Regions from separate parts of the Homo sapiens genome. Here region 2 is linked to region 1. A link is a contact called in ENCODE Hi-C or POLR2A ChIA-PET data. All regions are on one chromosome and are shown on one strand. The core of a region is the stretch at or near the end of the contact, and the rest is flanking DNA. Distances in the headings are between cores, read along the strand shown.

Region 1 (2,744 bases), core at 159-2,658:
TTTTAATATATATGTATAAGCACATATACATGCATATTCATTATATATTTGTATACTTGTCACTTTAGACAATTTGAGTATAGAACTACTTTCAAGGAGATGACAATCCAGTTTGCCTTTGGCTGGTACACTTCTTGCCATTTGCTTATATAGGCATTTTGACATTTTGAAGTTTCCTCCCATCTTGAGTACAGCTGATCCAACTATCTGGGAGTAAACAGAAAGACCAATGGACACCCACAGGAAACATGCTGAGGTGCACATGGAATGTGGATAGGAAAGAGGTCTGTTATGATAAGAAGGGCTGTGGTGAGCATCATAGCCAATGTGGGGAGCCACATTCTGCAGCTCTTGGTAAGTGAGGTCAGTGGAAAGACTTGAGTCATGAAGTGTATATATCATTCTTTCAATTCCTGAGGAAAGCTTCATGGGGGAAACGATTTTGAATAAAATGAGAAACAATTAGTTTGGTCATGTTTTATTTCACAACAAAATTTCCTGTTTTTAGTTTAAAAGGTACCTATGACTAATAACGTTTTCCCCAAATTTTCAGGATATGAAGCTTGTGTTCCTTGAGTTTGACATAAATTGTGCTTCAGGCACTTACACAAGTTGATGAATAGCAATATAATTGACTCATTGTGAATGCCTTTATTCATATTAACCTATTATGATGAATTTCAAATTATAGAGTCTAGATTAGCAGTAGAGCAATTATCTGAGCAGTGAGCTTGTCTAGAGACTATTCTATATTTTTATCTTCAGGAAGATGTCCACAATGGAGCTCCTATTAAGACCATAGCATGCTGAAAGTAAATTCCTCACTTAGAATTATTTCAAGACAACAAAGCATACAGTATTGGTATCCATGTATCAGATAAGACTTTTCAGTTGCAGAGAACCCAACTCCTTGGGAACTAAGCAATAATGTAGATTTGTTGGTTCATAAAACTGTAAACCAAAGGAAGAGCCAGCATCAGACTTCTTTTGGTCAAGATTTTGGCCTCTGTCTTCATGCTGGCTTCATCCTCAGCCTGGCTGTAACCTCATGGTCACAAAGATGGCTGCCGTAACAGCTAAGGCTGCACACTTCCTTATTCATTTCCCAAGTAGAAAGCATCACTTCTCACAATCACCAAATGATAATTCCAGATCTTTACTCAGATTGAACCAAGGTAAATTGACCATCATTGCAAGGGGTGTAAGAATATGCTGAAGACCTTCCCCTGAGCTGGAAGTGGGTCAGTCCACTAAGAAATCATGGTTACTGCGTAATTACCAGGTGGTCACTACAGTTATTTCCTTAAAGGAAAATAGGGGTCCGTTTGGAGAGGAACAGGGGGAGTAGGTGCTGGTTAGACCTGTCAAGCATCTGCCATTTTAATATCTCTATAGAAAATGATATTACATCCTACCTATAAGTGGCAGTATTGGGCTAAAAACGTGGGCTCTGGACTTAGATCGTGGCCATTGAATTCCTAATTCATCACTTACTAGCAACATGGTTTTGTGAAAGTCACTTAACTTCTCCATTTCTCAGCATTTTTATTTGTAAAACAAAATTAACAGACTCTTGTAGAGTTTCTATGAAGATTCAATGGAAAAATGCATATAAAGCACTTAGTATAGAGCTCCTCACTTTGTAAGTACTTGGAGCAACATTTGCATGTGAACTAGCCACTTGATGGTCTCTCTAAGGCATCACTTTTATCTGCTTGGGCATCTGTGTGGTGCCCAGTGTGATTTGGGGGCTTCTCTTTCCATCCTCAGGTCATTTTTATCAGCTACTGGATTCATTTTAAGCAGACTTTTGACCCAGAGACTGGAGGGTGGTCTGATACTATAAAAGCAGTGTGTTCTGGTACATCGTGGTATAAATGTTCAAAAGGAAGCCCCACCAGGGGTTCCCAATAGGGAGTTTCCTTTGCAACGTGAATATCATTCTTAAGTGGTTTGAGAACAGGGTACAGCAGCATCTTACTGGGCATCAGTTTGTGTGCTCCTGTCAGGAAAATTACCATCCAAGCCCACTAAACCCACACAGAACCATAATGTTTTAATTATTCCTTTATTACTTCCTTCAGGTAATTGGAAGGCTAAATATACTTACATGGCAATACTCTATTTTATTTTATTTTAATTGAACTTCACTCTATAAAAGACTTGGAGTTAAGGTGGGGAAAACAGGAAGAAAGGAGGAGGAATAACTAGTTAGTTATTTGTTTTTAAAACTCACCATGTGAGGGCTAAAATCAAAGCTTGGATTACATTTGGGAAAATCTACATAAACTTTGTAATGTGTAAAGTAGGCAAATTAAGAGAGATTGCATCAAGTAACTCTGCCTTGCAAAATAATTCATCTTGTGTATTTACTAAAATGACAAACTTGGTGGTTTTGAAATGTGATTTGTGTTTTTAAGGGAAGCAGTTAGGGCAGAGTAAAGAACTTCAGCTTTGGAGACAAGAAGACCTGTACTCAAGTCCTGACAGCACTGTTTATCAGATGTGTCACCTTGGAAATCCCTTGACATCTCTGAGCCTCAGTTTCCAAATCTGTGAAAGAGAGATAATAACACTATCTTTGTAGAGCTTATGGGATGATTAGAAATAATGGGCATGGTTGTCTAGTACAGTGTATGGGAAATATTAAGAGTGCAAAATAATTCTTATTTATAAAAATTTATTGTACATGTACATTTTGTAAGGAAAGATCTGTTATATAATGCAAACCACTCAGATTTCCA
Region 2 (2,744 bases), core at 112-2,611, 180 kb after region 1:
GCTTAGCAGAAGAATCTCACATTAACGTGTAGAATTATCAAAATAATAAACTGTCATTTTAAGCCACTAAATTTAAGGTTGACTTCTTACACAGCAAAAGAGGATCAAACGGTACTTGCTAACAATTGAATGTGTTTGCAGACTCTGGAAAAACATCGTACTGGAATTTCCTCAAATGAATGAATATGTAATGAAAGTGGGTAACAGTCATACATTTGAGACTCAGCAAATTATACTGATTAACATAAATTGAAATGAAAATTCTCAGGCCTGCAAAACTTTGCAGCACTTCTATGTAACAGTACCCAGGAAGATATTTCCCCAGCCCCACTCTCCCCACTCTTTCCCCACCCACACCTCATGTTTCACTGGAAGACAGTAAAACCTCCATTAACCTGAGTGCCAGTGGTCTGAATGATTCATATCAACTGAGAGTCACACATAAAACACATTTGGTTTCAGCACTTAATAGAAACTCTTTTATTGACTAGTATTTCAATTTATTGATTAAAATACTTTAACAAACTGACCCAAAATTTTTACTAGCTCTAGGATATTCTGTTCAAATTATTTTTATGATTGATAGCTCATTGACTTTGTACTTAAAAGAAGGATTTGGGAAATGTCAGCTCAAAATGTTCTATGTAAGGCAGGGATAATATGTCTTAATTTCAAGGGATAGTAGTCCTCTGATGTCTCTAGATATTTTCTTTTAAAATAGCCAACAGGTAAGTTCTGTTTGGGGTCTTAGAAAACTTCTTTGTTTTCTGAATGACTGTTATTTATAGTATGACTTAAAGGAAAAAGACTTGATAAAATTTCTTAGCACATACACACATAAAAACCCATGTGACAATGTAAGCTTCTTTAAAAAGGCTGTCATTTTAATATTCAAGAACCTCTGACAATTGTTTTTACCCCTAGTATTCATTCAGATTTATAATTTTGTATAAGCTAACTGCTTTTAACTGAATAACTTATTTGAAAATATCTTTTAACCATTTGTGTATGCCTTGCCCTCTGTACTGTGCTTCTCATCTTGGAAATCAAAGGGAATAAGGCAAATGACAGTAACAACAATTAACAGTTACAGTCATTACAGTAGTAGTAATAATAGAGTATTATCCATATCCCATTGCTTTACACAAATATTTTAGATTGCTCTTAAAAAAGAAATAGTTAAATGACTAAGTTACACAAAAATGAGAACTTTATAATGCCTGGCACATAATAGATGTTTAATCAATATTTTTAAATAAATGAAAACAAGCAAAAAGCTATTTTATATCAACTGCTGACTAATAGGCTTATGAAATTGTGATGACTCAAGAAATGTTTTAAGACTTCCTCATGAACCTTGCTGACAATGTATTGTCTGTGACGAACCACATTTGTTGATTAAGACAATGACTTGATGATAGTGTGCCCCATGGCTACCTCCTTCCCGGTATCAACCAATTCAAACAGCATCATTACTTCAGAAGACGTTTCATATAGTTTCCTCAAAAGGATTAGTGACTTTTAAAAAATCTTTCTAATGAAACAGGAAAGAAATCTGAATAGTGTTAAGCATGGAAAGAAAAAATCGTCCAGTGAAGCTAGTAAATATTCTCAGCAATGTGTTTAAGGGGTTGAACAGAAAATGAAAGATACTATGAATAGTGTTAAAAACCTTTATCTCTTGCTCTGGAAATGGTTTTGATCTTATGTTTGAATGGAAACGTATCTGCTTGAGAATTCACAATATCTCAATGTCAATAATGAGGGAAGTCTATAAAGTCATCTCACAGGAGGAACTAGAAAGAAGCCTGCTCTCCTAATTCTGTGTCCTGCTGAGCTTATCTTTGCAATTGACTCCACATCTCAACTCTCAGAAGAACCCAAACTCTCAGCATATCCCCTTCCTTTACGCTTGCTTAAGACTAGAAACTTCTGTGTTGAGACAGGAGAAAAATCATTTTAGTTTATTATATTGTACTGCTAAACTCTAATTTATAAGAAAAAAATGAGGTGGAGAAAAATAAGGGATATATTAAAAAACAGGACCTAACAATTTAAGTAGGCATAGTCAGGAACTATTAAACAAGAAAATCTGACTTAAAAACTTAAGTCAGAAAAAATATTTACTACATTCATTTTTTGGCTAGAAAGCAATTTTGCATATTTAATATTTTGAGACTTCAAGTGATGGGGCTTGTGCTTTGTGTTGTCTTTTTTTTTTTTCTATTTTATTTCGTCTTTCTCCTTTTCTCTCCCTTTTCCTTCCCTCCCTCCTTACTTTCTGTTTATTCCTCAGAAGTAAAACAAAGCTACTAAAAAAAGGAGGAGAAAGATGAAGGTACCCTAGCAGAAATCTCAGCCAGCAGCCAACACCAACCACGTCCCATGTGAATGAGGCCATTTTTAATTTTCAGCTATTTCAGTTGTTTCTGATTGCACCCACTTAGGTGAGCTTAGCAGAAGAAGCTCACAATAACATGCAGAATTATCAGAAATAATAAATAATTGTTCATAAAATTCAGTTATTAAAAGTAAGAAAAGAATATGGGAAGTTTAAATAACATCCTAAGAGAGTTATACATAGTTGTAGCAGGAAGACTGCCTGTTGCCAGGACCACTTGTATCTGCCTCGTTCTTTATTGCCAGTCTTCCAAATGACACTTTCATACTACACGTGCTATGGGTCATGTGGAGTTTGTAGCTAATTAGAACAGAAAAGAGAAACCTTCCTTCATGGGATTTAT

Evidence for each region. A loop is a pair of places that touch in the nucleus more often than their neighbours do. ChIA-PET counts read pairs that join two places held with the same protein, here RNA polymerase II (POLR2A).
Region 2: a loop to region 1 is called in a map of endothelial cell of umbilical vein, with 2.8 times the contacts of the local background. The contact joins two enhancer-like sites. A Hi-C loop is called at or near these places in 2 of 168 maps with a recorded cell type or tissue (endothelial cell of umbilical vein and mammary epithelial cell). POLR2A ChIA-PET finds 5 or more read pairs at or near these places in 1 of 52 experiments (AG04450).

The regions. Positions count from the first base shown.
Region 1 is chr4:73,661,448-73,664,191 of GRCh38, forward strand. No RefSeq gene overlaps it. Among named protein-coding and RNA genes, the nearest start is that of RASSF6, 42 kb to the left of the region's middle. RefSeq lists a silencer at 180-385. Within about 2 kb of position 1,409, at least 4 of the 41 ENCODE cell types and tissues checked have a DNase peak (open chromatin) inside an H3K27ac peak, as active enhancers do; they include endothelial cell of umbilical vein and mammary epithelial cell, where a contact is called at or near this core.
Region 2 is chr4:73,843,175-73,845,918 of GRCh38, forward strand. No RefSeq gene overlaps it. Among named protein-coding and RNA genes, the nearest start is that of CXCL6, 7.9 kb to the left of the region's middle. Within about 2 kb of position 1,362, at least 5 of the 41 ENCODE cell types and tissues checked have a DNase peak (open chromatin) inside an H3K27ac peak, as active enhancers do; they include endothelial cell of umbilical vein and mammary epithelial cell, where a contact is called at or near this core.